Regions from separate parts of the Homo sapiens genome. Here region 2 is linked to region 1. The links are chromatin loops, found by intact Hi-C in ENCODE. Cell type or tissue: PC-3. All regions are shown on one strand. Each heading gives the region's core, and the rest is flanking DNA. Links, peaks and the distances in the headings are about the cores only.

Region 1 (8,000 bases), core at 1-8,000:
AATCCAAATTTTCAAATGGGCATTGGAAATGATGACGCTAACATCAGAGTTTGCAGAAATCACAAATGTGTTTCTTATAACAATTTTATCCCAACTTACATGCCTTTCCTCTTCCCAGATGCCTTTCTGTGCCATAAGCAAATTTGCGGTTTTCTTCCTGCTACTTTATCTTCCTACTAAGGGACATCCCCTCCCATCTTTCCCCCGTTTTCCATATATGGGGATGTTTCTTATCACTGATGAAATGACTTCTCTTTCCTTCAGTACTCTTGATCTGGTGTTTAAATGTCCTTTGTAGCCATTGTTTATCTTCAAAATGCATCCTTTTCCTTTCCACAAGGTGTATTATTTTCTAACAACCCTAAGCTTCCCACTGACCTTCTCTTTGCTTGCTCTTTTTCTCAAAAAGTGAGTTTATTTCCCCCCTCTGGGTTTAGGGGTTCAAGGAGAGGTCATTGAGGACCATCGATCACAGTAAAGGACAGCAGTATAGTTAATATAGTCATAAAAGCACATCTCTGCTGAAAATTACTCTTTCACCTAATAAAATCTGTTTGCCCTGAGGATACTGAAGAATCTCTAGGACCCCAGTAAGAAAACAGAGTGCCCCCAAGTGCCAAATCACATCTCCGTGAGTGTGGTTGGAGGGAGAGAGTGGTTCTCTATTACCAATGCGTCACTTTAATTTTTCAGAAGGGCAAGTCAAGAGTAATGTGTCCAGTTGAGGTAATAGAGGGAACCGAGCACCGGGAGAAAGTAATATCCAAGTTGAAATTTGACCAGGTTAACAGGGTTAATATCACAACTCTTGAGAAAAGTGTGGAGGGGTCTCTAGTGATCACCAAAGGTCATTCTATCTATTTTTATGTCTCATCTAGAAAGTAGCTTCACCAGGAATGCAGTAAGAGGCGGCATTAAGGAAGTGATTAACTAGTGCCTCTGAGAAAAGAGAAATGACTTGAGTTGCATCTTTTCCCTTGAGGTTGGCCTGCCCTTCGCAAATAGCACTTAACATAGACTTTGAGATGTGCACAAATCTTCAACTAAGAGACCTTGGCTTAAAATACCTCCTCACCATTCCCACAACAAGAACATAACATAAAACTCTTCCCTGAATCCATCTTCCCAGTGCTCAAGATTTGTTCATCAGAAAAGGGATGGGGTAAATCACATGTTCAGCTTCAGCCCAAAACCCTTGATTAAACAGACCGTCTCTTAGACTTCATTTATTTGCTTCCAAATGGAAGCTCTGCCATCTTTCACACCTGCTGGATCACCATCTTCCTATTTCTTTGCCCATGGAGACACTTCTCTGTGCAAACTAACTCCCTGCAGCACCAGAATTTTCCAGCATCTTCTTGGCCTTCATCCATATATGACTGTCTAGTTAAAATCTGCATCATATGTAATCAGAGATGTTGGGTGGTAGTAGGGGACACCTTGGACACCTTCTTCTCAAACATTCTTTTGTTTGAGAAAAACATGGAAGGAGCTTCCTAGGGTAACCCTCCTGGAGTCTCTGGGCCCCCCTTATTCACTTCTCCCAGGGAATGAGGGACTGACTTGCCTAGCAAGTTCAGGAAGGGAACTTCTTGCTCTTCCTAGTCTCCCTCTGGAATCAGACTGTCAGAAGCACAAATTTCTGTTCTGTTCCTTCATGCTGTAGTTTTTACAGGAAGACACTTGTTTCCCAGCCCAGGGCTGCTAATTACTAAGCTTGTCTATATCTTGGGATCAGTGTTAGGAAACCCACTTCTTTACAGATGGAAACCTTGTTCTCCAATCAAACTTTCTCTTAGTAAAGCTGATCTTTTGGCCTCCCGTCAGCCTTTTTCTTTTATTTTTTTAAGTCATTGAGAACTAAAGTAGGGAAGGGGGTGTTAGGGTTGGTTATTGTGCCACCTCAAATTCCAATAATAGACGCCCAGAAGATATCCAATTAAGAATATTTTAGAGTCACAGAGCTTTATAGACTGGGAAGATTCAAAAAAACCTTTAATGTAAAGAAACTAAGGGTCAGAGGGCTTACACAGCTAATTAGCACAAAGCCAGGAGTTGCACGCTGGTTTTTAAAAACCTGGGGTAATACACAGTGATTAAGATCCCAAGTCCTGTAGTCAGGCTGTTTCTGCTCAAATCCTGATTGCCTAACTTATTAGCCACATATATGTGGACTAACATTTAGACCTCGCTATCTGCATTTTCTCATTTGTATAATGGGGATGATAATAGTGCTATCTCATAGGCTTGCTGTCAGGATTAAATGAGGTATTTCATGCAGTGCATTCAACCCAGTACCTGACTCATAGTAAAAACACTTTATAAATAGGGCTATTTTCCTACCACATATTTTCTTGATCCATGGGCAGTGAATCTCTATAGCAATAGAGAAATAAGAAATTATGTTGATTAAAGTCCTGTTTGCATTAACTTGTGCTAAGAGCTCCAATCCTCATTATAAATGTTAGTGCCCAGCTGAGGAACAATGCTGTGTTTGAATTTCACAAATAGATTGGATCTCTTCCTGACACTAGATATACTAACCAATATTTTTAAGACATAATCAAAGGATGGAAATGTATTTGAAATAATGAAAGAGTAGCATTTATCATAGAACAATAATTGATTGCACTATTTCATAAATTTGCTATTTGTTCTCCTCTACCATGAACAGGAGTTTCTGGCTGTACACACATAACATGTATCTCTTTGAAGCTGATACCATCATGCATATATTTTTTGCTGGTTTATCACTTGAGTTTTTCTGTATCACCGTACATATTTTCCACCTCTTCATTATGGCAAGGGTCCATATCTCCTCCAATTTTATCCTTGGTATTCAGGATATTGTTCTAGTCAAAAATCTCTACTTCATGACTATTGTGAACTATAAAAAAAACTACTGTGAATTTTTGTGTGAAAAATCAGAAAACTAAGTTTTAAGGTCTAATTTCACTTGGATTTGAATCTGTGTGAATCACAGATTCCATAAATATCGCGTGGAAAGTATAGCTGACTCTGGCCTTCCTCACCTTCCAGGCTGATGGAAGAGCAAAGTGAGTCATAGATTAGAACGCAGTTTGGAAGTCAAAACTTTTTATAACCCATGTACGGGCTGATACTTTCATGAGTCTGGTTGAGTTTCCTAGAACCTCTTGGGGTAGGCACGTCTCAATTTCTGTCTTTATAGTGATTGTCTACTACAGAATCCCCAAAGGGAGAGACCCTCTGGGCAACTCATGGTCCTGAAGTAGACTACACAGTGTTGCACAGTTGCAATAGAGGCATAATAGATGAATATTTATTGGAATTCCCTCCCTCCTCCTTACTGTGTATTTCAATCCTATTTGCCCTTCAAAACCATTCCAAGAGCACCCTTTTCTATAAAACTTCCTCTGAGAATCAAGACCACAAGACTGTTTGCACAAAGCTGGTCACATAGTAGATTAGTTTGATTGAATGACTGCTTGACTACAAGGAATTAAATTAATAAAGGTCTAATTCTCAAGAGATTTCTGGAGAATATGCCACTATACACTTCTTGCTTGAATTATCACTAATAATTCCATGGTTACACTAAAGGCAGGAAAATATTTTAAGAACATGCAAAGCTATTTATTTAAGCTTGAAAATGTATTTGCATCTTGTCTGTTTAGCCCTACTTTTATTCCCAAGTGTAGTTGAAAAAAAAATCCACCAAAAAGTCATCTGTACAACTGTTGCCACCTATAGGTGACAAATGTAGTATATTAATTTTATCATAATTCTGATGAAGCACAACACAGGAAGGAATTGGCGATGTTTTATGGAACCTACACAATTCTCATCAAACACTAATCTTCACCGGGTCTATCATTATTGTTTTTGTTCTGTAATTGCTATTTCAGATGCTTCCCTTAAAGATAATATTGGCTAATATTCATAAAGTAGTTTTCCAAGATGAAAGTTGAGAGCTTCATCTCTGCAGGCACACTGCCTAGCTCTAAATCCAAAGTCCATCCCATACTGCTACAGGAATTTAAACAAGTTACTTACCTTCCTCAAGCCTTGATTGCCTATAAATGGAGATACTAATGGCACCTACCCTGTAGAATTCATGTGAGGATGGAAACATATAATCTATGCACTATGCTTAGCAGAGTGTCTGTACAGAACACACACTGTTAAATGGTAACTGTTATTACCATGATTAGTTTGCAAAGCACTTTCACGTATAGTTGCTGCAAACTAATGTGCACTATTTTGTTGTCATTTGCCAGATAGATCATTAACACATTATTGTTTCACCTCAATCCCTCCTTATATGTTAAATCTAAATGTTATTCAACTACAAAATTTTAAAAATATCTGAGATCTGACAAGACAATGTTGAGGTTCGGTATGCTCCTATAGGCAGAAAAGTAAGCCACTTCAGTGTTTTTATTCGTAGCTGGCAGCACCACTTGAGGAGCCCAGACTCATAGTTAAGACTCTTCTGATCCTAGGCAAAGTCTCCACTGAGAAACTACTGATGATGTAGCATTGGACTAGGCCTTCAAAAAGAAAGCTGGGGGAAGGGAAATAGGGGAGTGGATGAGGTGAAGTAGGACACTGCAAAAAAAAAAAAAAAAAAAAAAAAAAAAGGATAAAACAACATCCCTAGCTCAGAAACTCAAACAGTGCAAAGATTGCAATTCGGTATACATACTGGGTATTTTGTTATTTTCTTTAAATGTGAGCCAAGAATTAAAAGTAAGTGAATTTTAAATATAAGCAAATATTGATCTAGATGTATCTCCTCATCTTTGAAATCGAAAGATCTGCACCCACATTTCTGCATAGCTAGATCTAAGTAGCTGCTACCACCTTTAGATCCAGCACATACTCCTGAGCTGACTGCAGCCCTCACCACTCCTTATGGCTGCTCTGCCTAGAGACTGAATGCTAGTTGGTCCATATGGTCACTTTTGCATGGATGTTGTTTTTACAGTCAAGTAATATGTCTGCAGTCACTTTTCATCAAAACTGTAAAAATAAAAGGAAACCCGAGAAGTTCATGTTTCTTGTTTGCTTTTTTTTTTTTTTAAATAATGGTCCCTTCTTTCATTTCTATAACCTCTCTGGCCAGTGTAGGTCTTTGTTATAATTAACTGAAGCAACAAATCTGTAAGCCTGAAACATTTGAAAACCTGATGACAGTGAGTGTTTTAATGGCAATTAACTCTTCCCAAATTCCACCATTTCACAACGAATTATGATTTCCACCTGTCTGTCTTCCCTCCAGGGGTCATGTTCTTCTAGACCAGTGGGTCTCAAATTTCAGTATGTATCAGAATCACCTGGTAATCTTGTTAAAAACTGATTGCTGGCCCTCAGAGTTTCTGGTGTAGTAGGTCTAGGTGGGATCCAAGAACTTGCATTTCCAGGAAGCTCCTTGGTGTTGTTGACGTTGTTGGTCTGGGGAACACACTTTGAGAACCACCATTCTAGAATAAGAATCCAGCCTTACATTTATTGCACACCCACTACTGTCTGCCAGAGCTTTAAAGTTCTTTATTTCTAATACTTATTGCAGTCCTGAAATAAAGATGTATCTTATCACCATTTTACACCTGAAGAAGGATGCTTGTAGCACTCAGCCCGTGAAAGGGCCAAGCTGAAATCGAAGCTCAGCCTGTCTGCCCTCAGGGCCTCAATGATCACCCTGCAGGACACAATTTTATTCAGCTGTGTATCTTCAGTACCAAAGCCTTCAGCCTGCCTTGCAGTAGCTTCTCTAATGAGTGTGTGTTGAATGAATTTGAGATCCACATAGATGAGAAATAGGCAAGAAAAATACTTGTGGTTCTTAAATGAAGAAAAATGGAGAAGACATCCAGGTAAAGAGAAAATTGCATTGAATGCCATTTATTTACATCCATTTGGTAAATGTAGGCAAATTGGCATGGTGTTGAAAGGGGCCCTTGGATGGAGTTATTTCTAATTATGGAGCCACTTTTCTGTAATCAGCTAGGAGTCTGTTCCTTAGCCCGCCTCTGGTTTCAGGGTAGCTGTGTGTGATTGAAAATTAGCTCTGTGAGTAATGTTTCTGCACGTTAGTAGTATAATGAAATAAGCACTAGATCTAGGATGATTTTCAAATATTCCCATAGAATTATACCATTTCCTATAGCAGAGAAATTCTGCCCGTGTCTGCTCTTGGAACACAGAAGCCATCCACTTCCATCTCTCTCTTCTCTTTCCATTCTTCACATTAGCATGTGAGAATCCATAAGCTTTGGCTATATCTATTTTCCCAATCAAAAGACAGTTTCCTCATTGCAACCTTGTTGAGTCCAGCATAACAATGTTGGGGGTGGGGAGCATGGTGCACAGCAGAACTGCACATGTTAGAGACGGTTTGGCAAGTTATTTAAGTGGAATTTTTGGGTAACAAAATGGAAAACAGGACATTGTGTCCTTTATTACCTAAGAACATGGTTTAATGGAAAGAACAAGAGCATGGAAGGCAGCCAGACAGAAATTCAAATCCTGTTCTCTGCCACTTGCTGGGCAACCTTGGGCAAATATCTCTGTCACTCTGAGCCTTGCATACCTTCTCTTTAAAATGGGGTCGTTTACCTTGTAGGTTTGTGAAAAAGCTGATAGAATCTGTTAAGTGTCTTTTACCTAGTGGATGCTTAATAAATGGTAACACTTACTATCATCTCCAAGCCCCCGGGCCTGCTTCTTTCCTGTGTTTGGATGGAATTTCTGCTGGAAAGAGGAAAAGAAGATGAGAAATATTGTAGACACTTTTACATGTCTGTTTTTCTCATTGTTTTTCGCAAGTGTGCCTCCCTCTGTCCTCACCTTAGCCCTTAGGAGCCAACTGAGCAACCGAATATATTCATGTTTACAGGGTTTACCTATGATAATTATTGAATTTGGTGCAGTGCTTTATACATCATACAGGGTATTAATAACAGTAATATCCCAGTATAAACTGGTATTACTAGACCTTCTGGAGCAGAGGGGTTACTCAGCTGTTCACCTGCCGCTTTAATTTTTAAGCCCTTGGGCCTTCTGGGATCTACACCCAAAAACCTGGAGATCTCTTTCAAATATCTTAAGTCCTATAAAGGGACAAAATACTAAAATGGCAATGCTTCTAACAAGCTTAACATGTATTCAAAAATGGCAAGTTAGGGGATTTTTATGTCTTTTTTTTATTAGAAAAAAACATATTACCATAACTTCTGGCTGAAATTCAATACCTACTCATATTTAGAAAAAGTACAGCTAATACTTAGCAAGGAAAGAGAGGAGTTTGAAACTTTGATGAAGAAAAATAAGGCACTTTACCTGAACAAATTTCAAATGGATCCATTTAAAATGAAATTAAGTGGCACTTAATTTGCAAATTGGGACCTATTTATCTCAGTAAAATGATTAAAGTCCTGATTTATCCCTAAAATTGGCTTTATTATTACATCTAATTATACTAGAAGATTATTAAAGACTTGTAGGTTTTCTCTGTCCCTTTAAACTGTACTTTATACAGACAATAATTGAATATTAGATAGGATAACTTGATTTTCCAAAGAAATATGTTTCTAATATTTTCTTCTTTTTATTGCAGAAATTGAGACAACTTGAAGAAACAAAAGACGATCCCGAGAATAGATTATCGAAAATTTCCCTAGAGTCATTCAATAAATTTAACAGCAATACTGTGATTTTATTAGAAAAAGAGAAGAACTCTCTGAACAAGGTTGAAGGACAGAAGGAAGAAAAAGAAAAAAATGAAGAGACATCTTTGAGTAGTTCAGATAGGCCTGGGGTAGACAACTTGGAATCTTTGAGTGATTCTTTATATGATAGCTTCTCTTCCTGTGCCAGTCAAGGTTCAAATGATGTATAAAGGACATCTCTTCCCTTAGTGAGCTGGGACTGGAGCGCTTAAGAAATGATGGGTGGGGGGTGGGGGGTGCACCGCTTGATAGAGATAACAATAAACTATTGCAGTACCAGAGCCTTCC
Region 2 (8,813 bases), core at 1-8,000, 330 kb after region 1:
TGTGCAGCCGCCGCCGCCGGGCAGAATGACTGGCTTGATCGCAGCCACTGGGATACCTGGCCCTGGTTCTGCGATGCTGGGAGCGCGAGCGGGCTCGGGGGTTGCCAGGCAGCTGCTGCCTGCACACAGAGGGCGACTGCAGCTTGGGCGCCCAGGCGGCGGAGCATGGTCTGGGTGTCGTCTGGAATGCGTGCGCGCCAGGCTTGAGGGCCCCCCTGGTGGTGCCACCTGCCTCGCTGCTGGGCTCCTTCCTGCCCCTGCGCCTGCGCGGGCGCTGGGCCTTTGCGAAGGCTGAGCTGAGTTCTCCTCAGCACAGACCCGGAGAGCATCGCGAGGGCGGAGCTGAGTTCTCCTCTGCACAGACTTCGGAGATACAGCGAAGGCGGAGCAGTGTTCTCAGCACAGACCCGGGCGGGCGGGCCGGGGGCACCGCGAGGGCGGAGCTGCGTTCTGCTCAGCACAGACCTTGGGGGCACTGCCTCGCTTTGGTACAACTCGGGGCCGCATCGACGGTGAATAGAATCCTTCCTGTTTGCAGCCCTGAATAATCAGGGTCAGAGACCAGTTAGAGGGGTTCAATGTGGAAAACGGGAAACCAAAATCCCCTCTGAATCCTGCCCACCGAGGTTCTCCCCAGCCAAGGCGAGGCGGCCGCAGTGCGAGATCCACACCGCAGCCTCGGAAGACAAATGCAGCATTCCTAATGCAGACATGACACCCAAAATATGACACCTCCATTGCTCATGTAACAAGCACCTGTAATGCTAATGCACTGCCTCAATACAAAAATATTAATATAAGATCCGCAATCCCCTCGCTGCCGTGCAGTCCTAAGACAGAGATCATAATAATCAACATTGACATAGTCAATACCAACGTAGCAACGAACCTAGGGTTAAGGTTGGTGTTAGGGTTAGGGGTTAAGTTTAGGGTTAGGGTTTGGAGATAGCGGTTGGGGTCAGAGTTAGGGGTTAGGAGTCAACGTTTAGAGTTAGGGGTTAAGAGATGTTAGGGGTTAGGTATTAGGGGTTAGGGTTGGGTTAGGGTGAGGGTGAGGGTTGTGGTTAGGGGTTAGGGGTTAGGGTTAAGGGTTAGGGTTAGGGGTTAGGGTTAGGGTCAGGGGTTAGGGGTCAAGGTTAGGGTTCAGGGTCAAGGTCAGGGGTCCCACTCTGTGGGTTGTGTATTTACTCTGCTGACTGTTCCCTTTGCCATGCAAAAGCTCTTTAGTTTAATTAAGTCCCAGATATTTATCTTTGTTTTTATTGCATTTGCATTTGGGTCCTTGGTCATGAAATCCTTGCCTTTGCCAATGTCTAGAAGGGTTTATCCAGTGTTATCTTCTAGAATTTTTATAGTTCAGAAATTAGGTTTAAGTTCTTAATCCATCTTGAGTAGATTTTTGTATAAGGTGAGAGATGAGAATGCAGTTTTATTCCCCTACATGTGGCTAGCCAATTATCCCAACATCATGTGTTGAAAAGGGTGTCCTTTCCCCACTTTATGTTTTTGTTTACTTTGTCGAAGACCAGTTGGCTGATTATACTTGGGCATATGTCTAAACAAAACACGTATAGATCTGTATGCAGAAAATCATGAAACACTAAAGCAAGAAATTAAAGAACACTTAAATGAAGGGACTTGTTATATTAATGAACTGGAAAACTCAATGTGAGAAAGACAGATCTTCTGATTTAACATAATGTCAATGAAAATACCAGCTGAATTTTTGGGTAGATATAAATAAGCTGATTCTAAAATGCATGGAAAGGCATGCATTCCATTTATATGGAAAGGCAAAGGAACCAGAATAGCTAAAAACAATTTTGGAAAAAAAGAATAAATTTGGAGGAATCAAACTATCCTAAGATTTACTATCAAGCTACAGTAAATATGACATCTTGCTACTGGTGAAGAGATACACACATAGATCAATTTAGCAGAACATAGTACAGAAATAAACCCAAACAAGTGGTGTTGGGATGGTTGGTCATTCATATGTAAAGAAATAAACCCCAACTTAACCATCGCATATTATTAAGAAGTTAACTCACAATGGATCACAGATTTAAGTGTAAAACCATAAAACGTCTAGAACAAGAGAAAATCTTCATGACCTGGGGCTAGGCAGACTTCTTAGATATGACATCAAAAGCACAATCCAAAAAAGATAACATCGATAAATCAGATGTCATTAAAATTAGAAATTTTGTTCTGCAAAAGACACTATTAAGAGAATGAAAAGACAAGCTACAGGCTGAGAAGAAATATTTGCAAATCACACATCTAAAAAAAGACTTATATCCAGAATATATAAATAGCTCTCAAAAATCAACAATAGGAAAAATATAACCCAATGTGAAACTGGGCAAAGCATGCATACAGACACTTCTGCAAAGAAGATATAAGGATGGCAAAGAAACAACAACAAAAAAGTAATATCTGCTGAACACCATTAGCCATTAGGGAAATGTAAATTAAACTCACAATGCTTAGAATGGCTAAAATAAAAAAATAAGGAAAATACTAAGTGCTGATGAAGATGTAAATAAACTGGAACTTTCTACATCATTAGTGAGAATGCAAAATGGTACAGATACTACAATTTGGCAGTTTCTTATAAAGTTAAACATGCATTTCCCATATGACCCAGTAAACATACTCCTGGCTTCGTATGCTACAGAAATAAGCACAAAAAAACTATACATGAATGTTTATATCAGCTCTATTGATAAATGCCAAAAAGTGGGGGAAAAAGTCTATCAACCAGTGAATAGATGAACTGTGATATATCCATGAAGTGGATACTTCCGTTAACCAGAAGTAAACAGAAATGAAGTATTGATACGTATAACAACTTGGGTGAATGTCAAGACCAATTTGCTGAGTAAAAGAATCCGGTCTCAAATGTTACATATAGCGTCGGTCCATTTATATGACATTCTCAAAAAGACAAAGCTGTAGAGTTTTAGTGCTTATGGTAGTTGCCAGTGGTTACAGGTATGGTGAGGGGTAATTATGAGGGAAGACATTTGGGGTGATGGAAATGTTCTTTTTCTGACTACGGTAGTCGTTACACAAACTATGCCTGTGTTGTAATAGAATTGTACACCAAAAATAACAAAATAGTCAATTTTACTGTAGAAACATTTTTTAAAAACCTGTTTTAAAAACCTGGAAACACAATCTCAGTTATAAGGTATGGTCTATAAATGTTGTTATCATTTCTAACAATTTGTTTCCAGGGATTTTTTTTTAGATTATCGAAACATAACCAATCATTGCTCTTCAACTCTTCAATACTCTGAAATAGTTGGTGGATTATATAACCTACCAATATTAAGTGAGATTAAGGAATATATCCAGGGGTTATTTCTATTCTATTTTGATACCTATTCCAATTCTACACTGCAAATCCTTGATGCCAGCTGTCTGTTGAGTAGCTACTCTAACCATAAACACTTAACAACTTTGTACGATGTGCTGGACACATAGAGAAAAATATGACATGGTCCCAGAAATAGAAGAACTTCCAGTGTATGGACTTAGATAAAGAGAAATAAGAAACAAAGAGCTATAAGACTTAGGCAAGGCAAACTCTATACTGGAACACAAAATTCAGCACCATTCTTCTCCAAGGTACAACTCTCTTGCGTCCCCTAGCGTCCTCAATAAGGACCATTCTGTAAGCTGCAACGAATGAAAACCTTAGAGTAGCTGCCGGCATTTCCCTTTCACGGTCTTGGATATAAGCAATTTATGATCATCAATGTTTGACAATTATGACAATCAATCAAACAATATTATACTAAGTCGATGTTAGAGATTTGGTTTAAAATACTGAAACCAAAAAAAAGGGGCATGGAGTTGATCCGAGACTGGCAAATGTTAACAAAGTTTGAAGCTGGGTGATGCTTCCACAGAATTATTTTAGTCATATTACATTTGACTATGCTTATAAATTTCCATAGTAAAAACTTAAGGGAAAAATAAAAGCTATGAAGCCTATTTGGTTAAACATGGGTAAAAATCCAAAAAGAAGTCTACTGGAAGAGGAAAACATTGAATTAATATTGTTATTGTTATATCTTGTGGTTAGCATAATTAGTTTCTTTTACTCTTTCTATACTTTCTTAATCTTTTACAATATGCAATCATTTATATAATCAGAATATGAATGTAAATATTTCAAATAAAATTAAATTACAGATAACTAAAAAAAATAAAAAATTCAAAGCTCATTAACCTCGCTTTTACGGTCCTCTAGAAAAATCCAAACATGTCTTCTGAAGCTGACACTAAACACATCAAGAACTAAGGCAATCGATGGAAACTATCTGAATTCAAATCTCAGCTCAGACTCTTACCACCTGGGTGACCTAAAGGTAAACCACCTATGCTGTGTGTCTCTTTGCTTTTCTTTAAGATGGGAATGGTGGCACCCAACCCAGCCTCAAAGGGCTCTTGTGAGGATTAAATATGTTAATTCATATCAAACTCTAAGAATGATCAGCACTCAATGTTTAAATACTATCTTTATTACTCATGCCCAAGTTCTCCCTCATCCGTTTCTGCATTTATTGAACAAATATCAGGGCATCTTCGAGCAGAATTTGCCAATGAATGAAGGAAATATTGTCTCCCTGGGAAAAAAGGATGATAAGTACTACTCAGGTGAGACTCCGCTGCCAAGTGCCAAAGGGTTATTCCCTCCTTCTCCCTGCAGCCTTTTTCAAGAAGTCAAGGCTAAAGAAGGAAAGGAGGATGGGAGAAATCAGAACTCCTGCATGAATTACAGTGGACTGCCCAGACAGCCCGGAGTGATCCTCTCCTAAAGAAAAATCTCTCAGTGATCAGAAAAGGGCCAGGGATACTCTGCAGCTGGAGCTCTGACCCCATCCTGGGCTCACAGAAGCTTTCAGGGAACTGAGTCCTTCTCAGAAAATTAAAACGTGCTAATAACAAGAGACCCATCTTCTACCACCTGTCAGGCTCTGTTCCAAGCCTTTTTATTTAACTCTCAAAAGAACTCCATTAGATAGATACTAGTACCATTTTAAAGAAAAAGAAACATAGGCAGAGAGATTAAGATACTCGCCTTTTATTATACTGCTAGGAAATGGCAGAGCTGGCTGATGGTCAGGGGAAAGGGCTGGGGGAGTACAGAACCCAGGAGATCCCCAGTCCCTGCGATGTAGGATCCCGGACCCCCGGCGCTAAGTGGAGATGCGCCAGCTGCCCCACACTGGAGAAGGCTCAAAGAAAACAAATCCCACCCTTCGCCGCAGGTGGATTCTCCTCCCCTAGAGCTACTGTCCAGTTGCTACTGGCCTCCAGCAAAACAAACATCAGTATGGACGGAAGGAGCAGGACGCAGGGCGGGGAGGGTCACCTTTCTGGGAGAAAAGAAGGCCGCGGCCTAGCGTACCTTGGGCGGAAGTGGCTCTCCCTACGGAGACCTCCTGGACTACGCTTCCCAGAATTCTCGACGGGATCAGGGAGACGGCCTCAGCCTCCTAGAGCGGAAGTTACCCGACTACACGGGGCTCCCAAACTACACTTCCCAGAATTCCTAGAAAAACTCTCCACTCTCTGCCTGCCTAGGACGCAAGTGCAGGGTGCCAAGCGGAGAGCCTGGATCATATTTCACATGTGCCGGTCCCAAAGGAATTCCTTAACTCTCCCTTCCTGGAACCGAAATGCTTCCAAAGGCAGAGAGCTCCTATATATATTTCTCTGTTTTCCCCGGAGGACCGTGCATGAAAGGCGCCTTTTTGGCGCGTGTGTCTCTGACCCTGTGGATCTTCTGGACAATTCCCGGAATTTCTTGCAGGGCAGCACTTCCCCTTAAGTCGTCTCTTTCTCGTTTGGATAGTCAGTATTTGTATAGTCACTATTCTCTTTTGGTTAGCCGTCTAATTTTATACTGCCAGTCAAGCTCTACTCCCTTCCCCCTAGAGTTTGAATTTATTTTTTTTCAAACGCTACACAAACCCAAATAAACTCAACCAAAGCGGACTTTACCTACCTTCCTACCTACCTACCAAGAAAATATCCCACAAAGGAGAGAACGGAGAAGCTTGCAATACAGGAAGAAAAAAAAAGAATTACAGAATGGAAGGGATGTGTGCTCTAAAAATGCAGGTACTCAAAGGAAATTGGGCTGATTTGTACTGGACACCGAATTTGAGGAATACAGGATCTCAACCTTTCTTTGACTGGATTACTTTTTTATTCCATTTTGGTGTGGACGCGTCTGAAACTGATAGTGCTGCTGCTACCTACCATAATGTGTTTGTTGCAAGATCCACAAGAACGTGGATGCCAAGAATCCACAAAAAAAAACAGATGCAACCGTTGATGAGGCCATAAACAGAAACAGCAAGCGGTTCCCACGTTTCCTCTGCTTTAACTACTGATGATGAAATGCAAGTCATAAGGCAAATAGAAGGGCTGTACTGATACAGACAAAATGTTATTATTATGAGAAGGGATAAGTCCCTTGTAAAACCTTGAAATTTTTTTCTTCTTTGAGAAAAATCTATCACCTATTTTCACCCTGCTCTTGATATAGCAAATATTGTAAGTTGTCTTATGGAGGATGACTCAGGGAGGACGGTGAATGGGTTGACTCAATCCAGAAAAGGAAGAGGAAAATAAAAAGACATAACGACCAATCTGTGAAAACGCTCAGTGGCTTAAAAGACACTATTAAGAGATGAGACTATTTGATTCTTTATTTAACTCCTTTCCAAGGAAATGTTTTTGAAAATCCATACGGTTTACATATTAAAGAGGATCAATCTGATAATAGGTGATTTTTTTGAAAAAAATGAAAGGAAAATTTAAAAATAAAAGGGACAGAATAATACTTTGTATACTTCCACTTCTAGTAATAATAAAATGAGTGATTTGGAACAAACATGTAGCAGAGGAAAGGTGAGCAAACTTTTTAAATGTCAAAAGACATCAAAAGACAAGATAATGGAGAAATGGTGGGCCAAAATTCAGAAACAGTTGGGAGAGTCATGCATTTGGGGCTAATTTTCTCCTGGGGATGATGGTCTAGTCTAGGATCTGAAAAGCCTAGAATCTCTGCAGCACTTTTGACACCTATATGAAGCTGGGGGAAAGAAAGATTCTAGCAAAAATTAAAATGCACATCTTTTCAAGAGCACATAAGATTTGTACAAATGAGTAAAATGATATGGGATTTCAAAATACTGAAATACTATGTTTTCGAATACAGTGAAATTTGGCTAGAAATCAATAAAAATACAACTAAATGATTCATGTGTGCATTTAATAAATATTGTCTCATCTCCAAACCCACCATTCTTCACGCCGCTTTATGGGGCTGGAATGGGGGAGTCTGCAGCCAATCTTTCCCGACCTCTACACCCCCAATCTGGTTCTGTGTTCGGCAACTATTAGCAGAAGAGTATAGGGGTGGTGGGGGCAGGGAGATATACTGTATCCTGTGCCTGCCAGCCAGCAGTACTTTTTCTTGTAGCAACTGCCTAATTTTCAGTTTTTCTAACACTTGAATACCTATTTCATCATGGCTCTTTATAAACATTATTAAACAACTTCCCAAAGACTGATCCTTAGATGTCTAAGTGCTAAAACTGCAGGGCCCTGTTTCTGAGCTCAGAGACAGCAGAGCCAGCTGAACACTGGCCTCTCCTTAGAGGTCTGAGTTTCAGGTGAGCATGACCTTCCTCCAAGCTTCTAAGTTTTAGTAATTCCTGTCTCTTCACTTTGTTTCCTCAGACCTCAGGTGGTTGCTGCTTGCTGCAGTTGCTACTTCCTGCAGTTGCTACTTCCATCATATATTAGAGTTTTTTTTTTTTTTTTTTTTTTTTTGACAGAGTCTCGCTCAGTTCCCCGGGCTGAAGTGCAGTGGTGCCATCTCGGCTCACTGCAACCCCTGCGTCTCGGCTCCAAGCAATTCTCCTGCCTCAGCCTCCCAAATAGCTGGAATTACAGGCATGCACCACCACTCCCAGCTAATTTTTGTGTTATCAGTAGAGATGGGGTTTCACCATGTTGGCCAGGCTGGTCTTGAACTCCTGACCTCGTGATCCACCCGCCTCAGCCTCCCAAAGTGCTGGGATTACAGGCGTGAGCCACAGCATCTGGCCCAGAGTTCTTTTTCTGCTCTTTCAGAAATCTAGCTACCAACTCTACAATATGCTAATTTTTCTTTTCAAATAATTCGTAAGGTTTCTATCTTCTAGGTGAACCCTAAATTATAAACTTGTTTAGAAATTAATCAAACCACTTTTAAGTAATCCATAGATAAAAGAGTATGGCATTGAAATCTGGTGTCATCAGTGAATTCCACCAAATATTTAAAGAAGAAACCATGTTCATCTCAAAATTATTCCTCAGAATAACAAAATAGGAAACACTTTCCAACTAACTTTATGAGGCCACTATAATAACACTGACAAAATTTGTGAGAGGCTTCATTAGAATAGAAAATGACAGGTCTGGCCAGGCATGGTGGCTCATGCCTGTAATCCCAGCACTTTAGGGGGCTAAGGCAAGCAGATCATGAGATCAGGAGATCCAGACCATTCTGGCAAACACTAACACAGTGAAACCCCGTTTCTACTAAAAATACAAAAAAAAAAAAAAAAGCCAGGTATGGAGGCACGCGCCTGTATTCCCAGCTACTTGGGAGGCTGAGGCAAGAGAATCACTTGAACCTGGGAGGTGGAGATTGCAGTGAGCTGAGATCGTGCCACTGCACTCCAGCCTGGGTGACAGAGTGAGACTCCATCTCAAGAAAAAAAAAAAAAGAAAAGAAA

The links. A loop is a pair of places that touch in the nucleus more often than their neighbours do. Peaks named below come from ENCODE experiments on the same cell type or tissue, not always from the same donor. Only the 100,000 strongest peaks of a DNase experiment are listed, where the experiment ranks them.
Region 2: a loop joins it to region 1, with 4 times the contacts of the local background. A loop is called at or near these places in 3 of 110 quality-filtered maps.

The regions. Positions count from the first base shown.
Region 1 is chr2:132,672,906-132,680,905 of GRCh38, reverse strand. It overlaps NCKAP5 (NCK associated protein 5), which reads left to right. Exons shown (of 20, transcript NM_207363.3): 20 at 7,601-8,000. The coding sequence ends at 7,617. Among named protein-coding and RNA genes, the nearest start is that of LYPD1, 6.7 kb to the right of the region's middle. In PC-3, for the core only: a CTCF peak has its summit at 3,709 (motif pointing left); no DNase peak of the experiment used is centred there; H3K27ac peaks cover 965 bases.
Region 2 is chr2:132,344,128-132,352,940 of GRCh38, reverse strand. FAM201B (family with sequence similarity 201 member B) reads right to left here and starts at 274. Exons shown (of 1, transcript NR_135203.1): 1 at 1-274. It overlaps LOC124907892 (a long non-coding RNA gene), which reads right to left and starts at 5,468. Exons shown (of 2, transcript XR_007087241.1): 1 at 5,426-5,468; 2 at 4,514-4,743. In PC-3, for the core only: a CTCF peak has its summit at 3,654; DNase peaks (open chromatin) are centred at 270, 3,670, 5,432 and 5,683; H3K4me3 peaks cover 3,094 bases; H3K27ac peaks cover 1,064 bases.